Linked DNA regions of Homo sapiens: regions 1, 2, 3 and 4 are each linked to region 5. Evidence: chromatin loops called from intact Hi-C (ENCODE). Cell type or tissue: heart right ventricle. All regions are shown on one strand. Region 1 has its middle 20 kb from the start of LINC00619. Region 2 overlaps LINC00841 (long intergenic non-protein coding RNA 841). Region 3 has its middle 120 kb from the start of LINC02659. Region 4 overlaps ZNF32-AS3 (ZNF32 antisense RNA 3). Region 5 holds the start of CXCL12 (C-X-C motif chemokine ligand 12).

Region 1 (5,000 bases), 560 kb before region 5:
CAAAGGCCCCAGCAAAGGTGGAAGAGCCAGGGAGTAGTCCTATGTTGGGAGCACAGTGTCCCAGAGAGTGGCAGGAGGTAACTCCGGGTTGTAGCAGATAGGCTGGGGCCTTCAGTGCTTGCCTAAGGAGGCTGAACTTTCTCCTGTGAGTAAAAGAGGAACAGGTGAAGATATTCTACCTGACGGTGGAGTAATGGCTGCATGAAAGAGAGGAGACCTGCGGAGAACCATGGTGAGTTCATGCGCGAGGGTGGTCGAGGGCAGGATCTTAGGTCAGGAAAGAGCTTTGGGGAGCAGAGCGAAGGCTCCCCCTCACTCCAGAGTGAATGACTTGGGAGGAGGAGGAGGAGGCTATGCTGAGCAGATGCTGCAGTCTGAGCTCAGCCCCTCCCCGTGCCAAAAGACAAATGAAACTTTTATGACTTCATCTTACTCAGAGACTCTGAATCTTTCAGTAGTAGTAGACACAATTTTTCCCCCGTCTGTCCCTGTGCCTTTTGTACAGATGCAAAAACATGAATCCAATTCATGCTCAAGAAAGGTTTGTTCAAGGAGCAGACAGATCCTATAACTTGCAAAATTGATGAGTTTGGGCTAACATCACTGGATTGCTGCTCTGAGAGTTCTAGAAATGCTATAAAAAGATAGCTTAGAAAAGTGGTGGAAACATAGGCTCTGGAGCCAGCCTTGCCTGAGTTCAATTCCCAGGTCTACCACTTAGCAACTGTGTGACCTTGGGCAGTTACTCAGCCTCTGAGTACTTCAGCTCTTTCGTTTGTACAGAGCAACATAATAGTATCTGTCTCCTACAGTTGGTTCAGTGATTAGAGCTGGGCCTAATCAGCACTGTGTATAGAAGTTGGTTTTTACTTTCGTTTGCTATTGCTGCAGAATTCAAGTGGTTCAATATTGATAAAACCAAGGTAACAAAGAGGAGTTGAAAAGAAAATAATTTAATCATAAATCCAGGCAAAAAGCTTGTATATAAAATTAAACATGAAAAAAAGTCTGGGCTAGTAAAAACAGAGTTTCTGGCAGAAGCATTCTTTTCCATTGTAAATACCATGGTTATTAAGTCCTTGTGTGATTTTTTGGCATCTTTTCATTTTTGGAGGATATTTTTAATAGTTTTGTTTCCTTCTGACTACCCTTACATGACTTCATAGTGCTATGTAGGGGAAATTATGGGAGTAGAGAGGCCTTAATATAGAATATTAAATGCATGGACTCAGAGTGTTTTAACAATGTTGTCACTGGAGTACTCAGAATGCTGTTTCTAGTGAGTTTTTGCCACACTTACAAGTTGTGACATTTTCCAAGAAAAATACTACATTTTAGAAAGTCATACGGAAGGAGTCATGATTTGGATTATATTTTACATTATATTATATGTGTCTTTTGTTTTTGTAACTTTATTTACTAACTCTGACTTTTATAATAAAGAAATTTTAGCGCACAATGAGAATATCTGGCATATTTGGAAGGCTGCATTTGGTAAGCCATTTTGGACTACTTAGAGCAGGGGTCTGCAACCTATGGGCTGATACTGGTCTGTGGCCTGTTAGGAACTGGGATGCTACAGCACGAGGTGAGTGGTGAGTGAGCATTGCTGCATGAGCTCTGCTTCCTGTCAGATCAGTAGTGGCATTAGATTCTCATAGGAGCATGAACCCTACTGTGAACTGCACATATGAGGGTTCTAGGCTGCACGTTCTTTATAAGAATCTAACTAATGCCTGATGATCTGAGGTGGAACTGTTTCATCCTGACCCATACACCCTGCCTGTGGAAAAATTGTCTTCCATGAAACTGGTCCCTGGTGCCAAAAAGGTTGGGGACTGCTGGCTTAGTGTAATTGTGACATAAACAAAGAACATTATTCCTGTGATTTTATTTAAAATGTCTGGCTCTCATATCACTGTGAATATGGTCTATTCAGACTATGAAAGAGTTAAGGTTAACATGAGATTGAAAATTTACTTCATTATAAAAGTTGGCTATGTTTACCTGCTTTCTATGAAAAAACTCAAATTAACCAAATATATGATTCCAAATATCTAGGCAATGCCCTTAGGTATGCAAAAGTGGATTTTTATAATTGCCTTACTCTTGGTTGGAACTGTGTAGACACATCTTTGCCTTGTCTACAATTCCACCCAGTGACAATGTTATTTATTTTATTTTATTTTTGAGACAGAGTCTCACTCTGTTATCCAGGCTGGAGTGCAGTGGCACGACCTTGGCTCACTGCAACCTCTGCCTCCCAGGTTCAAGCAATTCTCGTGCCTCAGCCTCCAAGTAGCTGGGATTACAGGTGAGCGCCACTGTGCCCGGCTACTCTTTGTATTTTTAGTAGTGGCAGGTTTTCACTATGTTGCCCAGGCTGGTCTCAAACTCCTGGACTCAAGTGATCTGCCCGCCTCAGCCTCCCAAAGTGCTGGGATTACAGTTGTGAGCCATAGTGCCTGGTCCCACTCTCAATTTTAAAGGGCTGTAAGTACTTTCGGGCAAGCACTATGCTGAAAGTTTTGTTCCAAATGCTATTGTTAATCTACTTTTCACCAATCTGATCTGCTCCATTAGCTTCAAAAGACACTTTTTTGTTTGTTTGGGTTTGCCTTTGATGGCCTTCTGCCTGCCACAAGCAATCCTCTAGAATATGGGCCTGTGCTTGGCTTTTCTACCCAAACATGAACAACCTTAAATTACTGGGCGACATTCATCGCCTCCTGCCAACTAGAGAGAGAGGCCCGTCCTGGTGAGAGTGGGACCTTGAGCTCCTCTCGGCCTTGCTTGGGCCTTGGTCCAGGAGGTTATGGGAAGAAACTGGTTTAGAAGCTGACCTCATGGGTTCGCTATTCTTATGTAACACTTAGGAAGAGCAGAGACCCACGCGGTTCAGTCCCAGAGCAATGTTGTGGTCAAGAGAACACAGTCCAGCTACCAATAGTTATTTCAAAATAATTCAAGCTCTTTGTTTATATTTTTTTAAAAAAGAAAAAAGACAAAAAAAGGAAGGGGTGGCCGAGCTGGAAACCTGGCTTTAAGTCCCCTTTGTTTCCCTTCAGGGGGCCCCTCAGGTGGGCGCCTGCTTGGAAACCTCTCCACCCTTCCAAACACCCCTTTCCTACCTGAATGTTCATTTGCTGATCCAGATTCTGAATAAATGAAGTCGCACAGAATCTACCTGGCAGAAAGGAAACTGCCTGGAGGCCAGAGCTGAGGGGAGGCCCAGAGCAGAGCGGGCGCGTGACTCCGCAGTGAGCAGGGAGGGCAGGCTGGGGACGTTCACCACCCAGAGCGCCTCTGCTCCCGGCAGCCCTGAGACTCCAGGCTCCCCTGTTCCTCCCTCCCAGAGACCCTGCCGGTCCTCCCCGCCGGGCTCCCTCGCAGCTCGCAGCTCGCAGCTCGGGGAAAGGGCGGGCTGCGCCCTCAGGACCTTTCTCAGCAGCCACAGCAGCGCATCCCAGCACCTCCTCCAGGAGCCCCGCCATCTCCTGCCACCCGGACTTTCCCCACAGCGCAGCATCCCCTAGTCCCTTCAGGGCTGGAACAGTGGTACCCGCAGACGGTGCAATAGGGAAGTCCCTTTTGCCTTTCCATGGAAGCTGTAGGGCGCTTAGAGCTGCTGGGGGAGGAAAAGAAAGAAGAAGAAGAAATACAGTAAGTGTGATATGGGTACAAAGAAACGAACATGCAGCTTCCGTGTGCCTAGACAGGAGCCCTGGGACATGTGCACTGGGCCTGCGTCATCGCCTGCCTTCAGCGGGCTCCAGACCTTCCAGAGGCCCCCCTCACCACCCGCGGCCCTCCTGAGGCTCCCCTCACCCCCACCCACCTCCGAGGCCCTCCCGAGGCTCCCGGGCTCGCGCTCCTCTGAGTTGCCTGCGGCTGACTCCAGGTGTGGCCTGGGTCTAGTGTCTGGGGGGGTCGTTCCCAACGAAGGGGAAGAAGGCTTTTCGTGAGCATGTAAGGAGTACATCCTCATTTTGTCTTCTCAATCTGTTCACCCAGCGCCTGTGACCCGGACCCAGCGCGCGACTCACAGACCCCGGCTCTGGGCACCCCTGGTGAGTGCCTTCTGCCCCAGAGCTCCACACAGCACCAGCCTGCACGCTCCCCCAGCTTCAGTTCATTTGCTGCTGTCCTGACAGGTCAGTCGCTTGAGCATCCATGCTGCCAGGTGACAAACCCAGTCACGCAGAGGTGTACATCCTTTAGCCAGGGTGACACGATGTGGAGCTGAATCCAAGTCCGGGAGTCTGGTGACCGTATCTGGGCTCTGACTGCGCAGCTGTCTCACAGTGAAACAAATTGGGGACTGGCCTTGTCCTGAGTGGCCTTAGGACGGTGCAGTGGCCTGCAGCCTCCTGTCCAGTCCCCACCATTGACAAGTGCATCGATGTCCCACAGCTGTGCCACTAGAGGCTGTTTGACTGTGGTAGTTTCACATGTATCTGCTTAGTCCTCTTTTGCCAGACTTTACGCTTTGTGTGCCAGTTCCAATTTAGGTAAAAATTCTGGATATTCTCGGTTATCCCACGTGGAGGAAGGACTGAGCAAACTCACATCCATCACCCTGACCAGGGCCTGAGAGCAGCAGCCTCTCCGCGGGCAACTCTGTTACTAGGACTCTGGGCGTGAGGGGAAGCGGAGGGGGCAGCTCTGTTACTAAGAGTTAGGGAACCCAGCGGAGCTCCACTGTAAGTGAATGTCTAGTTCGACTATATTTTCTTGTAGAATCATTAACTCCAAAAGAATTGAATTGAATGATGTACAATTCACAAACACACGACTTTACCATCTCACCAGAAACACTCTTACCACAAGGACACTAAGTTGATTCTGTAAAATGTGGGAAATACAATGCACCTCGAAGCCTTGCAGGCTCCTGTTTTTCTTTCCTTTTCTCTTTTTTTAGGATTAGAATGAGTACATGTAAAGTGCTTAGTGTAGGAGCTGGCAGAGAGGGTAGACACTCAATAAATAGCAGCAATCGT
Region 2 (5,000 bases), 460 kb before region 5:
TATCACCAGTGGAGGCTGCAGAACAGCAAACATTGCAGAACAGCAAAAATTGCTGCCTGATCCTTCCTCTGGGAGCTTTGTCTCAGAGGGGCACCTGGCTGTATGAGGTGTCAGTCAGCCCCTACTGGGAGGTATCTCCAAGTTAGGCTACATGGGGGTCAGGGACTCACTTGAGGAGGCAGTCTGTCCATTCTCAGAGCTCAAACACTGCTGGGAGAACCACTGCTCTCTTTAGAGCTCTCAGGGACATTTAAGTCTGCAGAATTTTCTGCTGCCTTTTGTTCAGCTATGCCCTGCCCCCAGAGGTGGAGTGTACAGAGGCAGGCAGGCCTCCTTGCGCTGCTGTGGGCTCCACCCAGTTTTAGCTTCCTGGCTGCTTTGTTTACCTACTCAAGCCTCAGCAATGGTGGGCGCCCCTCCCCTAGCCAGGCTTGCTGCCTGGAAGTTCGATCTTGGACTAGCAGTGAGCAAGACTCCGTGGGTGTGGGACCCACTGAGCCAGACGTGGGATATAATCTCCTGGTGTGCCGTTTGCTAAGACCATTGGAGAAGCATAACGTTTAGGTGGCAGTATGCCCATTTTCCCGGTACAGTCTGTCAGGGCTTCCCTTGGCTAGGAAACGGAAATCCCCCGACCTCTTGCGCTTCCCAGGTGAAGCAATGCCCTGCCCTGCTTTGGCTCACCCTTCGTGGGCTGCACCCACTTTCTGACCAGTCCCAGTGAGATGAACCAGGTACATCAGTTGGAAATGCAGAAATCACCCATCTTCTGTGTCAGTCATGCTGGGAGCTGCAGACCGGAGCTGTTTTTATTTGGCCATCTTGGAACAGACCCGCTATTTTTTTTTTTTTTTTTTTTGAGACGGAGTCTCGCTGTGTCACCAGGCTGGGGTGCAGTGGTGCAATCTCGGCTCACTACAACCTCTGCCTCCTGGGTCCAAGCGATTCTCTTGCCTCAGCCTGGTGAGTAGCTGGGATTACAGGTGCACGCCACTGCACCTGGTTAATTTTTGTATTTTTAGTAGAGACAGGGTTTCACCATGTTGGTCAGGTTGGTCTTGAACTCCTGACTTCATGATCCACCTGCCTCAGCCTCCCAAAGTGCTGGGATTACAGGCATGATCTTTCTATTTTTATACAAATCTTTTTATCCCTCCCACCCATCTTCAGGGGAACACATAGCCCCAGGTACATTTGGTAAGGCAGTCGGCATGTAACTACTCAATGCTGCTGGTGCAATGTGCAAATTGGCACAGGCAACACACAAACGAATACGCATGTCCCAGCAAAACTTAATTTACACAACAGGCAGTAAGCACATGGGACCTTCAGGCCAGAGTTTGCCAACCCCTGTTCCACAGAGTCAGACATCTCAGTTCAAGCCCTGTCTCCATCACTAACCAGTTCTGTGGGTGTGTGTCAATGGGAGCCTTGGTTTCTGTATCTGTAAAATGGGCATTACAACCCCCTAGTCACCTCGGAAGGAGCTCACTTCCTAATACTAGCACATTGGCAGCACCTGCATTCTGGAGGGGACACATTCAAACTGTAGCCGTTTCTGCAGCTGGGGTTGGTCTGGAGACGGGGGTGGAGAACTGAGCCTGAGTCCCACAGGTGTGTGCACCAGGGAAGGGCCTAGAATGTGGAACAGGATGTTACCCAGGGAGCTGTCTGCCCTTCATATCCCAGAGAGATGGCAGACTCCCCTCACAGCAGTAGTGAGTTAAAAGGCGAACAGAGATCATGTAGATTCGGAAAACACTGGTGAGCAGTTGCATCTCCCCTCCCTCATCATGTTTGCGTCTTCCTCAAACCAGGGATGGACTTCCAGTAGATTAATTGGTGGTCTTGACTCTGAATCTTCTACGGCCTGTGGTTCTGAAGTCAGGTCCACACCTGGTTGCCTCAGCCATGGCCTGGAGTTCTGGACGTTGTCAGAACAAAGGGCATGAGTGTGTCCCCTCTGCCGTAAGGAGCCCAGCCTGGAGACACAAGGCTTCAGTGACTTTGCCCAGGAGGCAAAGGGCAAGGGCAGGGGTGCCCTGGCAAAGGGTGTCTGTGTCAGTGGCTGCCAAAGCCCTGAGGTAGTCCAGGGGCCAGGGAGAGGGTTCCCCTAGTCGGGGTTCTCTGGGGTGCTCACAAATCACCTCACGTGACCCCAGAGAGAAGCAGCATCGGCAGACGGTGGGACTCGTCAAGCGGGATCTTGGTGGCCCTCACCCTTCCTCCCTTCCTCCCCAAACACGGAGGAGTGAAGACCTAGCAAGCAGGGGAGGGGAGGGAGTAGAAGAGTCCATGGGGCACTCGCAGACAGGCCTCAGCCAGGGACGTTCACAGTGGTGGCTGTGAGAGTTGATGGCTACTTCATGCCGGAAGGGGGCTGTGTTTGTGGGAGAAGGGATCAGAGAACTTCCTCATGACCTGAGAGGGCCTGACAGGCACCGAGACTTCCTCCAGGGACCATCAGGAAGTGGCAGGCGGGGAGAATGGCTGGGAGGTGACCCTGGACCTTTGTGAGGTCACTGATCTGAGTGGACCCTCCCCACCCAGCTGGCCATGGTAAGGAGGCAGGGGCCACAAAGACCTGAGGCAGGGGCTCAGGGTTTAGATAGAGGCTGGGGCAGGGTGGGGACTATGACAGCATGAGAGGGGGCTCTGGGCTGAACTGGGTCCCCTGCACCCCACAATTCCTACATGGAAGCCCTAGCCCCCAGCATCTCAGAATGTAGCTGTATTTGGAGATAGGGCCTTAGATTAGATAATTAAGTTAAAAGGAGGCCACTAGGGTGGGCCCTAATCCAATATACAGTGTCCACATAAGAAGAGGAGATGAGGACCGAGATGCACACTGGGGTGAGACCATGTGAAGACGCAGGGAGAATGCAGACATCTATAAGCCCAGGAGAGAGGCTCAGGAGAAACCAGCCCTGCCACACCTCCATCTCAGACTTCTGGCCTCCAGCCTGAGGAAACTGCCATTTCTGCAGTTTAAGCCTCCCAGTCTGTGACACTCATCATGGCAACCTGAGCACATGAATTCAGGAGGGCTGGAAAATCACTTCCCTCACACCCTTCCCCAGCCCTACTGAACTGCTGCTTCCTCCTCCCCTGTCCACCCGGATGGGGACTCAGTTGCCAGTACCTGTACCTCTTTGTTGAACCCTCCTTCCCCATCTCATTTCACCAACTACTATGAATTCCTGGCGATCCTGCATCTTAAATATCACTGAGAATAGAATGACCCCATAATTTACTATCAAATAGGGACACTTTAGAAGTGAAAGTAATTGTGAATTATGTAAGACAACAAGCAGACAGCAGGCCCGACCTAGCAATGGTGGGGCAAAAGTGGCCCTCTCTTCTTTCTTACCTCCGTGGCTTATTTCAGGTCCTCATCCTTCACCCCCTGAATGACTGACAGGCCTTTCACTTCTCTCTCTGCCTTTGCACTCAGCAACATCCTCCAGTAGATAATTGCTAAAATGCAAATCAAATCATGTTACTGCTTAGCCAATAAAATAACCACCACAAAATCAAGAAGTGGAAGACACACTAAAACTTAATGTGAGAGATTCTCTGTTGCCTTTCAGCATGAGGAGAGCCAAGTCCTTTACCAATGCACCCAGTTCCTCCCCAGCCCCTCCCTTCCAACCCTAACCTCCCGTCCTAAGGGACTGAGCTCAATTTCTCCATGATTCAAGGCTGCATCTTGTTTCTCTGAACATCAGTGATATTTGCTTAGGATACTGTCTCATTCCTTACCTGCCACCTTATACTCAAGATTCAGGTCAGTCATCCACTGGGGAATATGTGTGAAAGATTACTAGCCAGAAGGTTATTTGCTGGTGCAAGCAGACAACAGAGGCCTGTTAGTGGAATGAGGACTGTGACCATGAAGATAAGTCAGGTCCAAGTGCTACATGAGCAAGGAGGAGAGGCCTCACCCAAACTGGAGGGTCAGAAGACCTTCTAGAAGGCTGGTTTGGGAGATCTGTTCCCTTGAAGGAGAAAGGAAGAATCAGGTTCACCAGATGGGGAAAATATTCCAACCAATGGGGCAGGATGTTCCCAGAGAGGGGAGTGGGCTGGACCTTTACGAGAACCTAAAGGAGGTTTGATGTGGATACATCACAACATTCCTAGTCCCCAAGGAGTCCCCTGCATCCCCCTCCCAGGCGCTAATCCCCCATGGGGAACCATTGACTCCTGGCAGCATCCATCTGGCTTGTGAACTTTTGGACTTGCATAAATGAAATTGCATAGTCTTTAGTCTTTTTACTTGTCCCCTGTCTCCATTAGACACTGAACTTCTTGAGGGCAGAGATTGCGTCTTTTGTCTCCTTGTCCTCAGTAGAAGTTCAATAAATGATGTTGGCGAATGAATGAATGAATGCATGGTCACGACTTCACAGGGGCCTGGAAGCCTGGGGATGGCCACGACTTCACAGGGGCTGCTCTGTTCCCACACACACATTGAGGTGACCAGGTGAGGAGTGCATTGACCGTGGGTCTTTGAAGGGACCCTTGACTCAGGGAAAACCTCGGGACTGTGTCCAGATGACTTTTGTTTTGGTTTGAGTGCACAGTAAGTTAGTCATGTGATGTTCACGATGGGCTCAGCCTTCCCATGTGTGAAATGGAATATGAATTTGTCTGTGTCAGATCAGGGAGGGTACACTGTAGCTCTCCAGAAAAGACAAATTTTAAACAGCAAGTACAAAGACTTTTTACAGATCCTGCAAAGTGATTCTTGACCAGGTCCTGTGTGTCATGGACTGTGGTGAGGCATTCTTCTGCTCAGAGAGCAGAGCAGGTGAAACACAGCCTATGGCCATTTTCATTGGTACAAATAAACGAAGAAGCCTTTTTCCACCCAGAGGAGGATTTTTGTCTGTATCCTTTTGGTTTGGTCCTTAGGGAGAAATACTGTAGCCACCATGAATCCCTCCTGCTGCTCCCGCTGAAGCTCCTCCAGCCTCCAGCTCTGTTGCTTTCATGGT
Region 3 (5,000 bases), 360 kb before region 5:
CAAAATATTTCAAAAATACATAATAAGGACTCCACGTATTATTGAGCAGATGTTGAAATTTGCAGAGGCAAATAGTAACCATGCGGCATTTTTCATCCCAATGCAGTGAGGAACTCAGAGTCTGGGGACATCCTAATCTTGCTTGAAGTAACACAACCCTACAAACACAACACTACGGTATGGTTAGAACTGAAGAAAGAATTCTTTGAAAAGTGTCTTTCTATTTTGACACAGAAGTTTTCATGTAAAACCCTGACTTTGCCCTCCAGGATGATGCAAAATCATTAGATAAAAACTTCAAGATTTCTCCAGAAATGTTGCCTTTCAGGAGCCAGAGTGACCTGTTGCTTTTGCTCAGATGCTGGTGTGAGCTCAGTCTGGACGACGTCCTTCTGCAGCAGGACAGGGCGAGATGCATTTTCATGGAGCCTCCAGTTTCACCAGAATGAAGCTGTGAGGTTTTTTCTAGAACTGAAAACTGAGTAGGGGGTTTGAAGCAGAAGGAAAGGGACCAGGTCATGCCCCTGGGTAGCTGGGCCCAAAGATCTGTTATGTGTGTAAACAAGGTTCCATTCAGGGCAATCCTGCCTTTGAGTGCCTGGGACGGTTAGAGCAAGGGGATGTCCCTAGGACCTTGGACAGTCTAGAGACAGAGAGGCCACAGGGAACAGGAAAAAGAGGGCATGGCATGGGGTGAGGGTGGGGTGTGCAGTGTGTTATCAGGAAAATGAATGGATGACTACTTTGGCATGAGTAGGTGGTGGGATGTCCTAAAATGCCAGGTTCACACAGCGGCCTCCACGCATGGCGAGCCGCGGACAGGTGTTACCAGGCAGGAGGCCAGGCACTTGGCACTGCAAGGCTCAGCCTGAAGAGGAGTGACAGTGAGGGCTTGAACCAAGGGAGTGGCGGGGGGCATTCTGTGGTTTTCTGCTTGTCAAATCCAGGTACACAGAATAAACACAATCACATGCATGTGATTGAGGCGCCCATGCAAAGACATGGTTCTGCTGTGTTACAGTGTAATTTCCAGCCTCTATTATGGGGTTTAGTGTCTCCAAAGATGGGGTGCATGTATCCAGGGGTGCTCAGGATAACCTATAGGTCTGTATTGCTTTCAAGTAAGGAAATCCATTTGGTTATGATAAGATTTCATTTGTGGAGTGGCCCTGGTTGCCTGCTTTGGGACCCTGTGTCTGAGATGGTGTCTCACAAACACTGGAGCAGGAGTCCCCAGCATGGGGTGATGGCTGCATCTTCATTCATTCCCTTGCTTCCAGTACATCAGTATTTAGAGATTTCTTTGCACTGGTTATGGATTTGCAGACTCTATGATCTGCACTGGGGGTCCTGGGTGGGCTGGGGCTCAGGACCACAGCAGGAATGGCTGTGCTGATATGCACCCAGTGCCCACTGACAACCAGCCCTGCTTTAGGCAACAGTCTTTGGCCTATGGTGGCTCCAATCTGCAAACACAGCTCAGTTCAGAAATCATTCGATTGGGGATATTATTCAAAAACTTCACTCTTCTCTAGAAGTCTAGATTTCTGAGCCTTCCCAAGCTGGGGCTTGCTTCAGGGAAAGGATGTGGTCAGTTCTGCCCCCTGCCCCGGTCCCCATCTCCCCCACCCACTAAGTGCTGTTTCAGAGGAGGGAGGGGGAAGAATGAGGGAGGAGAAGACTGGGATGGGGCAGCTCCTGCCTTGCCAGGGGCTTTGTTGTCTCTGGATCTGGAATGAGATAAAAGTAGATTCTTTATCTTGTTGGTATCATTGAGAGTTCTTAAGGGAGTCCTAGCTGGAGATGTGTTTTTTCTTCACCAAGGCAAATGCACCTTTATTCCAGATGGTTTCCTGGGACTCCTTCCTTAGCATGTAGGACTCAGGAGCTTCTTGCTGTTGGGTTCCTCTCTCCCTTCAAGCAGTCCTTTAGACAGAACCCAACTACTGCTGCTCTGTCTTTTTGGTGACCCCATCCATTCCTCAGGAAGCATGATGCCACCTGGCCCCTGAAGTCCTTGGGACTGGGCTTACTCTGCCCAAGTCTCATCTGTCCTACATACAGGTCACTGTAGGCGTCTCAGGTGTGAGTCAGGGAGGCCGCCCAAAAGCCTCCCTACTTTGAGGAAGCAATTCAAGGCTCCGCATGAGGAACCAGCACCATCTGCCCCTCGTCAGGTGGGACTGCAGCTCTCTGAAAAGATGTGAGGTCAGCATGCCCTTCCCCTCCCTGCTCTCTAAACCCTTTGATTTTTGGTCTGGATTAGGGGCTCAGAATGAAGCTACTTCTTGGAAATTTCCTTTGTAAATTCTGGTGGTGGTGTTCCAGTTTCCAATTTCATAGCCATAAGGGCTTCAAAACTTCAGTAATGACACTTTGTGGCATGTAAATGGGGAAAACAGTTGCCCATATTTTTTTTTCTTTTATTTGGCTGATTGGAGTCAAACAGAAAGGATGGGAGACCACTGCTCTAGACTTTTACTGCTTACCTTAGTTATCCATTCTAACAGATTTCTGGCCCTTCTCTACTAAGGTTCCTTGCTTCAGAAACTGCAATAGAAAAGCATAGCGCAAGTTTTGAGACAATCCATCATTTGGCTGCCTGGCTTCCAAAAGAAAGTTCCAAATGATTCTCCTTCCAGACTCAGACATTCCAGGCCCTATCAGAGCTTAAACGTGCTTTTTCTGTTTGGTCAGTCTGAGTTAAATTACTCTGTGCATTTTTGAGTTTCAAGAACAGGAAAAAAACTTTTTCAACCTGAAAAATAAATGGAAGCCATTCATTTTGGCAGCAGATAACTCCAAAAAATGTGACCTCTCAGAGTTCACACTGCCCAAGTGAATTGTTTCCTGGGAGGAACAGAATCTGCATGAGTTCAATCAAGTAATGTCAAGGAGAAAATGTTAAATGATGGAAGAAGAAAAAATATTTATAAGACAAGGAAATTTTGGAGCCAATTATTCTCCTTGATTTCCCGCCTCACTCTATGTCCGGGCTTCAACATTAGGCAGAATGTTTTATATCACTTTAGTAACCAAGTTAGTTTGGCTGAATGCATACAATGATTTGATTTAGAACAAGTGATCCTCTGGTGGCTAGGAAAATAAGTCTCTATAGAATTGGGATAATTTGATAGCTGCTGGGTAGGACAGATTTGTGTGGAACCTTGTGTAAACAAATCTGAATGGTACTTTTCCCCTTGGTGGATTCCTTTGGTAATCAACCTACAAGGTTCTGGAAATGGACCATTATACAAATTCGTAAAATACAACTGGATCTTTTCACCTTGGGATGTTTATAATTCTTTCCCTTGGAAATAAGATCTTTAAATATAAATCTCCATGGTAACGCTCTATGAGGAGTAACACCATAAATATCTCGCTAGGGAGAAGAAAATACAAAATGTTGGGCTACTCCGAGAAGTAGTAACTCAGTTTTGTGGCTAAGATATTTCAGATCCTCTCAAAGACTATACTTTACAGATCTTTTATTATAGTATTGCTAAGGACATAACTGTTTTTATTTCTCCTTCCTGGCTCTGTGGTAGGTGTAGGAGATGTGTGACCAGGAACAAAGGCTATTTTCTTGCCTTATATAGCTCAGGCACCTTGTTTGCTTGAGGAGACTGACAAGTCCATTGATAGCTACAGCACAGAGGGTACATGCCACAATGGTATGGGCAGGAGATGCTGTAGGGGTGGAGTGGGGTGTTATTAGCCAAAATTGTAAAGGCATCTTGAAACTCACAAAACACTTTACCATTCTGCACATATTTAGTGAGCGGCTGCTATAGGCTGGTTACTATACATTCATCACTTTCATTTTCAAATGCTTCTCCCAGTATTATAAAGTAGACCTCCACAAAGATTGGCATATCAGAAATGGCTTGCACATAGTCCTTGTCTTTACTGGCATCCTGCATGAGAAAATCTCATTGCCCAGAGACTCAAAGAAAATGATTGGATGTCAAAGGAGAGACTTCTAGGAGACACCAAGGAAAACATTGGAAAAAAAAAAAAGAAAATGAAAACCTTAAGAAGAACAACTTGAAAAACAAACAAAATAAGCCCAAAGTGTAGCACAGAACCCAAGGGCCCAATAAAGTATTTCGCAACTTAAATTAAGTACAAAGCAGGGCATCTTGAGAAATTCCCACATTTCCAAGGCTGAACCACATCTAGAACTCAGGGAGTGACTTGAATCCCTTAGGAAATAGATGCAGTAAGGGAACTGCATTGCACAAGGGCCAAGTAGAAAGATTGCATGGCTCCACCACCCAAGGACATCAAGGGCCTTCCTGGGAAGCCAGAAGAAAACTAGAGACCTTATAAAAAAGCAAGAGCAAAACTGGAAACCCAGACTCTAAAACAAAATATTAAGTGAACACTTCCAGAGAAAGGGATACAAAATAGTTGATGTGGCAAATACAGCAGTATGAATTAGTTGAGCACATGGAATGAAGAGAAGTGTGGGATGATGTCCTTCCAAACCCCACCAGGCAGTGCTTCCCTCTGGAGAACATTAAAGAGTCTATAGGCCTGCCCTCTAAGTACAGCCCTGCTTTGGTAACAGGAAGGCCTATGGTGGCTCTAACCTGCAAATTCAGCTCCATTTACAAATTATTTCATTGAATATTTTATTCAAAAGCTTTTATCTTCATTAGAAGTCAAGACAGGCTCTAGAATAAAATGTTAGGTGTTAAGCAATGGCCTGTGGTTCAGACACTATCAGAAAATGGGATAAAACCTAGAAACCAGAGTGGAGATCTGGCCAGGTATCTCACTTCACTGATTTGTTGTTGTTATGTTTTTTATTTGTTTAATATTCAAGGGCATTACCTTATGTGCATTCCCGATAAAGTATGTATTTTGATATTTGGCTCTGTTAATGTTTTAATGTGTATTTCACAGACTTCTGTCAGCAAAACTTTGATCAGCCATGGATTTCCTTGTCGAAATTCCAAAAGGGAAAATGACTAACTGTGGTTTGCAAGTCTTTT
Region 4 (5,000 bases), 720 kb before region 5:
GTCCTGGCTGCACTTGGGTCTGTGTGGCTCTGGGCATGGTCGGAGCACATCTCCAAGGCCACATCTTGAGCAGAGGGGGCTTCTCCTGAGGGGAATGGGCCTTTATTGTCACCATCCTGGGAAGTGGAGACTCTTAGGGAAGGGCATGGACTCGGGAGGGCCTGGGATGTCTGGGCAAACCCGTAAAGACAGCCCCTTATGTGTAGGTACTGAACAAATTGAGAGCTTTCTCCCAAGAGTGAAGGGTGGGGGCCAAGGCACGGCTTGACCCTGACTAGTGCTAGTGGGCAGGTCACACCTCTGTCATGCACAGGCCTCCTGGGCCAGGCAGGGGATCAGTTCAGGGACTCTAGGATAGAGGCAAAGCCTGCTGCTAAGTTCTCTGTTACATTTCCCTTGGCTTCTTCCTGTGTCTTCAGGAAATTTCCACTAAAAGATACCATCTGGGCTCAGCAGCGTGGCAGGCTGCTGGGGGGACTGGCAGGGTTTTGTGCATGTGGCTTGGTGAGCAGCCCAGAGGGACAGAGCCTGCTTCCTAGGACAGCAAGGCTTACCACAGGGCAGAGCCCTGTGGACCTGACTCCCCGGGGCTGTGAGCAGGAAAAGTGTGGAGGGAGATGGGAGCTGGGAGAAGGGAAGGGAGGAAGAGAGCCCATGAGTCCTTGAGCCCCCTGGATAGTTCTAAACAGCGCTGGCCAGTGACCAGGGGTACTCTGCCTTCCAGATCCGGGTGAGAGTGGAATCCCACCTTGGCCTGGGCTTGGTTGGCCATGGTGTTGTGCCATTGTCCTCTGTGCACTAAGGAGGCAGTCTTAAAGCATGTCAACCACTGTCCTGCATGAAAGTGTTAGTGCTGAAGTTTAATCATGGTGTGTGGCTGAGGAGACGGAAACTAGTTTGTATTTTTATTCTTTTGAGACAGAGCAAGACTCTGTCTCCCAGGCTGGAGTGCAGTGGTGCCATCATAGCTAGCTCATTGCAGCCTCGAACTCCTGGGCTCCAGAGATCCTTCTGCCTCAGCCTCCTGAGTAGCTGGGACCACAAGCACGTGTCAGTATGCCTGGCTAATTTTTTTAATTTTTTGTGGAGACAGAGTCTCCCTGTGTTACCCAGGCTGTTCTTGAACTCCTGGGCTCAAGCGATCCTTCCGCATTGGCCTCCCAAAGTGCGGACACTACAGGCGTGAGCCACTGTGCCCAGCCGTAAACTAGTTTTTAAAGCTGATCAAGGGCTTGGTCACTTCATGTTGGACAAGGGGTTGGGTGAGTCATGACACTCAGCCTTTCCCATGCAGTGTCTCTTTCCCAAGGGTTCTAGAAGGAGGTGAAGGGGCCACCAGACCCCCATGCACTGCCCTCCCCCACAAAGACCTCTACTGCACCCCCAGAGGACCCATTGTACCCACGCAGGCGTCTTCGTCCTGAGCCTGAGCTGTCACAACACTGGAATCTGCTCGCTTTTCCCTGGGACAGCTTTGTGTTACTAGAGTTGGGTCTGAGGTTTGCACATCATGTCGCCCGCCCCAGGTCCCCCCAGGCCAGACACAGGGCACTTTGAGTCCCGGGCCCCCCAAGTTCCAGCTGATATGTACTATGGGCTTCCTGAGACTTCCCCGGTCCTGGGCACACCTGTTTTGCTGTGGAACTCTTGACTTGGCTTCTGCCTTTGCCTAGAGTCCTGGAAATGTCCAGAAGCCTGGGGGCGGGGCCAAACAGATCACCCTGTATCTTTCTTCCCTGATTCCCTAGAGCAAATGGCAAACGTTTTGGTTTTAAATCAGAGACAGTGGACCTCATAGTCTTTGAACATATCCCTTGGTCTTGGTCTCTAGCTCTTTTCGTTTTTCATTTTGAAACCTGGGGGTCTGTTGCCAGGCCTGGAATCCTGGAGCCCCATCACAGGCAATCTCTTGCGTGCTGTGGCTTCTTGACTGCACCCAATTGTGGTCTAACTCACCCTTTTCTTTCACCTCCTGTTCTCTCTCCAGCCTTGCAGCTTCAGGACTGCTGATCCTGATTATGCTGTGCAAAGGGTGTTCGTTCCACGGTCACACTGTCTCTATGAGGCAGCAACGTCTAGGAGTGTTATCCCCATTGAGGGGGCAGATAAACCAAGGAAGGAGGAGGGCAGGTGCTGGCCCAAGTCACACACAGATGAAGGCACACATGGTCACGCATACCTGGGAAAGCTTAGCAGCACTCCTGGCTCTCCTCAGGAGTTCATAGAACCCTGCGCTGTGTGGACCACCGAGCTCAGAAGGGTTGCTGTGTGATGCTCGAATCAGGAGGCTCTGATGGACTCTTCCCTTCTCTGTCTCTCCAGCATCTGACTGAGGCACGTTTATGGGACTCTGGCGAGGAAGACTCCGGTTTGCAGAACACCTCCAATGTAGGCAGAGCACCAATCTAAGCCTGCAGAGACTAGATAATAACAGTTGGAAGATGTCTTTCTTCCCTCCTTCCTTCCCCTTGCGCCCGCCCCCTCCCCAAACTAGAAAGTGATGGGATCTTTGTGTCATTTGCATGATGACTTCTGGGACTCCTGTGAATTAGTTGCTTCTTCCTTCTATATTTCCCCAACCCAGGGCCACTGCTTAAATTGAACAAATGATGCATCACAAAACTACAACGGGACTCTTCAAATTCACGGTCGGCGCAATCTGTATGTAATTGTATTGCAACAATTGTCCAGCAGATGGCAGTAAAGTGTCATGAAACAGAGTTGCCTGGTGACCTGTGCTGCACCTTTGTGAGTTAGCGGTGACCAGGCTTCACACACTGGACTTACTGGAGTCACTACTAAGCCAAGGCCACAGCAGAAAGAGCACTGCGTTTTGCATGACCTAGGGGCTCCAAGTCGGCCTGGCTGCACCAGAGCCCTTTCAAAACACGCGGTTTAGTTCAGGGCTCACATTGGCCATTGCCTGGTTTTGTTTGGCCAGCAAGGTAAGAATGGTTTTAACATTTTTGAATGACTGAAAAAAAAAAAGAAAATAATATTTTGTGGAAGGTAAAACTCACATAAAATTCAAATTTCAGGGTTTGTAAATGAAGTTTTGTTGGACACATGAGTGCTCATTTGTTCAGTGTTGTCTCTGCTGCTTTGAGTTGAGAAGCCGCCGCAGACACCGTGTGGCCGCAGAGCCTAGAATATTTACTGTCTGGCCCTTTACAGGAAAATGTGCAAAGCCCTGGATTGCTCCTTTGGGACTTCATCAGCTGCAAACCCTCACAGTATTTTTGTGTGTTTGGAAGTAAGAAGAGAGCAAGCGAGGGCCGAGACCTAATGGGAAGACCCGGCGGCTGGGAGAAGGTGGTTATGAGCTCTCTTATTCCAGGGCACAGCACCCTGTCTGGGAAGTCGGGGGGCAGGCCTTGGCAGAAGTGATCCCCCTCAGTCCTAGGACTAGCTGCAGTTCCTGTGGCCCTGTCTTCAACGTTACATTCTTGCTTCAGCATCCCTGCTGGTCTGAGGGTCCTAGTCCGTGCACCAACTTTGATTCCTGGACCTAGCAGAATAATGCTTCCAGATTTTCAAACTCCTTGGGTGACAATTTGAGCATCTGCTAATGTCAGCCCTGTCTGAAATCCCAGCTGATTTTCAACACTGTGTAAGGGAACTCCTTCATGAGTCTTGGATGGGTAATGGATGATAGGGTCAAGTTGACATTTGACAAGAACTTGCTAAACTCTGAAAACCTGAACTTACAGTCCCTGCTCTAGCAGGCCTGGGTTCTCATGGAAACATCCTCAACAGACCAACTCAAGAAAGTAATTTCCACAGCAAATTGATTTCCCAGAATATGTTCTGTTAAAAGAAGTATGGTTATGATATCTGATCAAATATTCAGCATTATCAGGAAATTCAGCTGTCTCTACCTTCAAAAAAGGTCCAGAATCCAACCACCTACCTCTTCCTCTGCTGTCACCTGGTCCAAGACTCTGCCACCTCATTCCTAAGGGTTATTGCAAAAATTTCTCAATGGCTCTCACCGCTTCAGTCCTTGGCCTGTTATAGGCTATTGTCAAGAGAGCGAGCACAGTGGCCATCAAACCAGCAGGGAGCTCCTCACCCTCCATCGCTCAAAATCCCACAATGCCCCTCAGCTCACTGATGGCCAAAACCCTCTGCCTTCTGGCCCTGTATGTCTCTGACCTTTTGTGTTTGAGCCTTTTCCAGTCTGTCCCCAGTGCTCTCCTTGCTATTCCTCTGGGACACTGGGCACACACCTGCTGAGAACATTCACACTGCTGGGTACTTCTGTCTGGAACACTCCTCCGCAGACACTCTTCTCTTCTCAGCTTTTGCCCAGATGTCCTTTTCTCCCCAAGGTCTGTCTCGACCCTCCTTCATGTCGCACTCTGTCTCCCCACCCCCTGGTGCTGTGCTGTTACTTACGCTGCAGCACTTATCCCCCAGCATCCTATTGGATTTGCTTATTTATTATCTAGTGCTGACTGCTTTTCCTTCTAGAATGCGAGCTCCACAAGGCCAAGCATGCTTTGTTTATTGATGTGCCCCAAGTGCTTGGAGCAGTATCTGGCATGCAGCAGGTGCCTAGCACATATTTGTTGAATGAATAAATAACGAAATGAATTCTTGAGAGGCAAGCCTGCCCAAGTACTGAAGACTGGGTTGGAACTGTAGGTACTTCCTCCATTAACAAATTATCTCAAAAAGTTTGGGTATTGTTTTAACAGGGCTCCTGGCCAGGATCCGTGAGTCGGCTTCTTGAAGTGAAAGACAGAACTCTCTGCTCTTCAGGTTCTATCAGTGCAAAGAGGGCCCACTAAGACCCACTCTGCAGGGCTGTTGAGGAAAGCCCCATCTGACAGGCACCCGACAAAGCTCCTCACACTCCGTAAATGCCACCCATCATGAATGTGGCTATGATTAAATTGTGATGAGGACTGTGACCCACAAGACTGGAAAACCAGTTTGGCACCTTGATGCAGATGTTTTCAAGGACTGGGTTAGAGAATACATACCATCATTCTACT
Region 5 (5,000 bases):
CGAGCCCGCAGCGGGAAGGCAGTGGGTGGAGGGTGGGCAGGCAGGGGTCTGGGGTCCGCGGCTCCCCACCCTCGCGCCTTCCCGCGCCAGTCCCGAACGCTCTCTTGGGGCGTTCCTGCCCAGTTGTCCCGGCTGACCTCGCTCTGCAGCCAGCTTGAGGTCAGGCGGTCGCTCTCTGCAGGTCACAAACCCTCGGCGCAAAAGTAGGGCTTTGAACGCGACACCGCACCAGAGCGCCCAGCTAAGCGAGCTGCCTCCACCCCCACTGTGTCGGGCGGCGCAAACTGCGGGCGCAGGCAGAGGAGCCGCGGCTCTGCGCCGGGCGGGAGCCGAAGCCCAGAGCCTCGCCAGGGCCTCCCCGCCGAGCGCACTTACCGTCGCTGAGGCAGAGCGCGGTCAGCACGAGGACCAGCACGACCACGACCTTGGCGTTCATGGCGCGGGCGGGCGGGCGGGCGGGCGGACGAGCGCGGGTCGGGGGCCGGACGCCGAGCGGGCAATGCGGCTGACGGAGAGTGAAAGTGCGGCGGTGGGAGGCGCGCGCCGGGCGCTTTAGAGGGGAGAGCCAGGCGGGGCGGGGCGGGGCGCGCGGTGAGGGGCGGGCCCGGAGCCGAGTGCTGGCCGTGGCCGGGGTCTCTGACGCGCGACTCCCTCGGCGGCACCCCCCACCCATCCCCTTCGCCCCTCCTCCGCTCCCTCTGTGCTCCCGAGGCGCAGTGCGCTCCGGCCTTTGACCTTCTCAGGCTCCGCTGGGCCCCGCACCGCTGGCCCGGTCTGCAGTGAGGTCCGCAGCCTGAGCGACGCCGGCTGGAGGGCCGCTTATTGTCCCTGTGACAGGGCCCCACTGGAGAGACTGAGGACCTTAGGCGTAAAGTGGGGCGCGCGTGGAAAGCTGCGGGACGGGGCCTTTCGATGGCGGGAACTGAATGAGAACCAATGAAAAGCAAACAAGTTAGTCCCGGGCGGAGGGCCTGCTGGCGGTGGCGGCCCAAGGCAGCCGAGGGGGTCCTGCTTTCTGTGCGTGGGGGCTCAAGCTCGCCACCTGCCCGGCTTGCGGCGCAGCCGCCGGCAGAGCTCGATCTGCGGGAATGAGACCCGTCTTTGCAGTCAGCGTGGCTCGGACTCCAAGCCCACGGCGCCACCAGCCGAGCCTCAGTTTCCTCGCCTGTACAAACAAAGCAGAAGGCGCCGGCGGCTCTCAGTAAAAGCGAATGTAGCCTTTGTACTTCCGACCTCTCAATGGTGAAATGAGCTAATCACAGGCCCACCCCGCGGAGTGGGACGGGAGATTCAATGAGACCCGCCCCACGCCGCGAAATTCTCTGCATCGTGTCTGACAAGCAGACAGTACTCAATAAATGGTAGCTGTAAGTAAGTCCTTTAAACCTAAGTACTTACTGCCTTACCCAAGAAAAGCTCCGTGCGACCCAAAGAGCTGAGAACTCCCCCACCCCGACCTCCGACTCCTAGGACAGTACTACTGGCGTCTGCCTTCTGGGTCCAGAAAACTCTTCCCACGGAGCCGTCCCTCGGCGGTGCTTAGCCCTCCGGATACCCCCGAGACATCCCAGATGGCCCCAGTCCGGTGGCGAAGGGAGGGTGCAGGTCGGCACCCAGGAGACGTGGGGGTGAGGAGAGCGCCCCTTTGGGCCTCGCTTTGTGACCGCAGGCTGCCCCAGCCACCTCTCTGTGTCCTTCCCAGCACAGCGTCCAGCGAAGTGGGGTCAGTCGCCGCGTCCATCCAGGGGCCTGCCCTGGGGACACGTCCCTGTCCCTGGGGAGTCCTGGCCGTCGGGGAGTGGGCGGTCAGCGGCTGCATTAGGCGGGAGCGGTCAACAGGAGGCTGCGAGGGCTCCGGAACTCCGCTGGTGGGAGTAGGTGTCTTCTGTGCATTTTTTTTCCAAAACCACTTTGGCCGTTAGATGGCTGTGGGCCGGCACTCCATCCATCCATCCATCCATCCATCCACCCACCCACCCACCCACCCACCCACCCTGGGCACTGGGCTTGGAGCCGGGAACCCCACTGACTTGGCCCTGCTCTTAAAGAACTGAAGGCAGTGAGGTCCAGTGAAGAAGGCAGCCGTCGGGCGTCCCCAGGCCTTTGCTGGGCTGGGCCGGGGAGCCTGGCCGCTCACCGGCCGCAGCGCTGGGGCTCCGGCGCCCTCTGGTGGCGGCGCCTCCCTCCCCGCTCCCAGAGCTCTGGCCAGCTCCATTCCTGCGCAGCTGATGAAACCCGGGAGGGCGAAGGGGTCCGCGGGAAATCTACACCCGGGTGGAGGGGCGCCCTGGAGCTCGGAGATCCGACCCTGCGGGAGCCGCGCGCAGCCTCGCTTGCCCTTAAATCTGGCCAAAGCAAACGCCATCGCCTCTCGCTTCTTCTTCTTCTTTTTTTCTTTGCCACAAAATCAGGTGGGCAGCTGGACCTAGGATCTGTCCCAGAAGCCTGAAAGGCCCGCGTGGGCTGAGTCGAGGGCGAACCAGGGATTCAGGCCTGGCCGCTGCCCCTCCCGCAGGCGCCCTGAGGCCCCAGAACAGAAGCTACTGTGGCACCCATGGGGCCATCCCTTCCGCTAGTCGTTCGTTAAATACTTACTGAGCACCCACTATGTGCTAGACCTGGGCTACATGTTTGAAGTAGTTTAGAAAAGGCACTAAACGTTTAGAAGCACATGGCGCTAAGCATAAGTAATTACGCATAAAATACTTAGAAGGCCATTAAATGCTAGGGGAAGATGGAGCAGAGGAAAGTGGGGTGGGAGTTAGGATTTTAAATAGGGTGGCCAAGGATCCATATTTTAGGTACAAGCCTCACAATTTTACAATTGGCGATTGAAATTTAAAACCCTGGCCGGGCACGGTGGCTCATGCCTGTAATCCCAGCACTTTGGAAGGCCGAGGCGGGCGGATCACGAGGTCAGGAGTTCGAGACCATCCTGGCTAACACGGTGAAACCCCGTCTCTACTAAAAATACAAAAAAATTAGCCGGCCGTGGTGGCGGGCGCCTGTAGTCCCAGCTACTCGGGAGGCTGAGGCAGGAAAATGGCGTGAACCCGGGAGGCGGAGCTTGCAGTGAGCCGAGATGGCGCCACTGCACTCCAGCCTGGGTGACAAAGCGAGACTCCGTCTCAAAAATAAATAAATAAACAAATATGTAAATAAATAAATAAATATGTAAATATGTAAATAAAATAAAATAAAACCCTGTACACTCTGGGGGCCTCCGCACCGCCTGCACAGGCAGGCGGCCATCAGACCAGGCCATTTTGACATGTCTCCAGCTCACTCGGCCACAGGGGTACCTCTCAAATTCGGGTCAGCGAAGTTCCCCACCCCTTTCCCTGTGTCCTTTGCTTATGCTTATGCTCAAAAGGCTCCACCTTTCTTTCTCTGCCTGGGGACTCTTACTCCCCATAGAGCCCCACCTTCTCCTGAAGTCTTCAGACTCTGTGCCGCTCTACCAGGTAATGCAGGGCACAGCGGCTCCTCAGGGATGCCTTGTTAAGCACAGTTCAAGGTGGGAGGCAGGGGTCTGGCTGCTGAGTTAAAGGCAGGGCATCTCCTGAGCTGGCATGTGTGCTATGGTCTCTAGACCCCTAGGCAGCATCTGCCTACCCCCCTCTGCCTGGCCTGGGCCGTTCACTCCTCCAGGGCCCAACGGCTGGGCCTGCAAGAGGGTTCCCAGTAGGGATTGAAGGTTTACACTAAATCCATGTTGTACAGTGTGTAATTGACAAGGTGACTTCAGGTGGTACTCTGAAATCTATAAAATATAGATTTATGTATTTATTTTTTTAAAGTAATAAGAAAAAATATAACTAGCACAGTAAAGGCAGATATTTCAGATATTGCTCAGGTTTTTTTTTTAATATATGGTTCAAGTTTTAAAAAGTAAGTCAATTGAAGCTAACATAGCAAGTGCTAGTCTAGGTGGCTGGAGACATAGCAAAAATTTTGACAGCAATACAAATAGATCTGAAATTTGAAAACCTTTTCTACATGAAGAATATTTTTTGTATTACTTGACACCCTCCCACCGCAATCCCCCTCTTGAAATAAGTATTTGGCTCCAAAGTGCTGAAACATAAAATCACACAAGGGAGGCACGATGTCTTCCTCACTTGCCTGCCAGGTGAGGCTGGAGAACGCTGGTCCAGGAGCGCTCAGGTCATAGGAAGACTGTGGGGCCCTATGGGATCCCTGGATACCCTTGGCCCTGCCACCCCTCCAGGAGTGCTCCTCTCCCAGCTCCCGTGCAGTCCTGGAGGGACCCCTCCCAACCACCCACATCTGCCCTCACTCCTTTGGCACCTGGCCCTGGGGTTCAGGAGCAGATGGCCTATTCCAGGAACCAGGAAGCCCGGTGAGGAAGACAAATCCTCACCGCCTTGCTGATGTCATCTGTGCAGCAGGTACATTAGCTGACATGGTGGATTTGGTCAGTGTGAAACCACTTGGCCCAGAGAAGGCCCTTAGGAAGATACTGAACAGTGGACTTACATAGGACTTTAGTTTGCCTTCTTTGAATTTGTCAATTTGGTACTTTCAAAGACCGAGCTTGCAGTATAAGCCCCACTGTCTCAGCTTTGAAGACATGGAACCCAAGTCTCCATGGGCTCTGAGCCCAAGGCTCAGAGTTGAGGGCCTCGGCCAACATGACAGAGCCAGGCAGGAGCAAGGGTACATCTCTCTGGGGCCAACGTCTCTGGATCCTGGAACATCAGCCAGGTCCTGAAAGCACTCTTGGGGACATAAGTCACTCCCATGGCAGTCATCCAGGGAGCCTTTTGGAATCCCGTACCCAGGGCCAGGACTTGGCATTTGACCAGCTGGCCATGTTTTTCCTGTCTAGATCCCCACTGGCCTCAAGAGCCAGTTGCAAACAGCCCCAGGCTGCCCTAGAGGGAAGGACCCCTGGGAGGCAGAGCTGATCCCCACTGGTTCTGGGCACATGTGTGGGCAAGCAAGGCTTACCGTCAGGGTATGTGCACGTCTAGCAG

The links. A loop is a pair of places that touch in the nucleus more often than their neighbours do. Peaks named below come from ENCODE experiments on the same cell type or tissue, not always from the same donor. Only the 100,000 strongest peaks of a DNase experiment are listed, where the experiment ranks them.
Region 1: a loop joins it to region 5, with 2.9 times the contacts of the local background. A loop is called at or near these places in 5 of 110 quality-filtered maps.
Region 2: a loop joins it to region 5, with 2.8 times the contacts of the local background. A loop is called at or near these places in 11 of 110 quality-filtered maps.
Region 3: it touches region 5 in a loop (2.3-fold over the local background); 2 of 110 quality-filtered maps call a loop at or near these places.
Region 4: it touches region 5 in a loop (15-fold over the local background); 103 of 110 quality-filtered maps call a loop at or near these places.

What each region holds. Positions count from the first base shown.
Region 1 is chr10:43,822,313-43,827,312 of GRCh38, forward strand. No RefSeq gene overlaps it. Among named protein-coding and RNA genes, the nearest start is that of LINC00619, 20 kb to the right of the region's middle. In heart right ventricle, no CTCF peak of the experiment used is centred here; DNase peaks (open chromatin) are centred at 2,809 and 4,347; H3K27ac peaks cover 5,000 bases.
Region 2 is chr10:43,920,069-43,925,068 of GRCh38, forward strand. All of the region lies in intron 2 of LINC00841 (long intergenic non-protein coding RNA 841), which reads left to right. Among named protein-coding and RNA genes, the nearest start is that of LINC02659, 10 kb to the left of the region's middle. In heart right ventricle, a CTCF peak has its summit at 2,779; no DNase peak of the experiment used is centred here.
Region 3 is chr10:44,028,209-44,033,208 of GRCh38, forward strand. No RefSeq gene overlaps it. Among named protein-coding and RNA genes, the nearest start is that of LINC02659, 120 kb to the left of the region's middle. In heart right ventricle, a CTCF peak has its summit at 2,146; no DNase peak of the experiment used is centred here; H3K27ac peaks cover 1,262 bases.
Region 4 is chr10:43,669,134-43,674,133 of GRCh38, forward strand. It overlaps ZNF32-AS3 (ZNF32 antisense RNA 3), which reads left to right. Exons shown (of 5, transcript NR_038867.1): 2 at 1,988-2,388; 3 at 2,585-2,945; 4 at 3,175-3,312; 5 at 4,701-5,000. Among named protein-coding and RNA genes, the nearest start is that of ZNF32, 23 kb to the left of the region's middle. RefSeq lists an enhancer at 2,089-2,258. In heart right ventricle, a CTCF peak has its summit at 2,691 (motif pointing right); DNase peaks (open chromatin) are centred at 2,748 and 3,348; H3K27ac peaks cover 1,071 bases; H3K27me3 peaks cover 1,253 bases.
Region 5 is chr10:44,384,570-44,389,569 of GRCh38, forward strand. CXCL12 (C-X-C motif chemokine ligand 12) reads right to left here and starts at 528. Exons shown (of 3, transcript NM_199168.4): 1 at 376-528. The coding sequence starts at 436. RefSeq lists an enhancer at 1-163 and a silencer at 2,057-2,266. In heart right ventricle, CTCF peaks have their summits at 2,184 (motif pointing left) and 2,391; DNase peaks (open chromatin) are centred at 662, 1,492, 2,162, 4,812 and 1 weaker place; H3K4me3 peaks cover 2,338 bases; H3K27ac peaks cover 2,039 bases; H3K27me3 peaks cover 1,619 bases.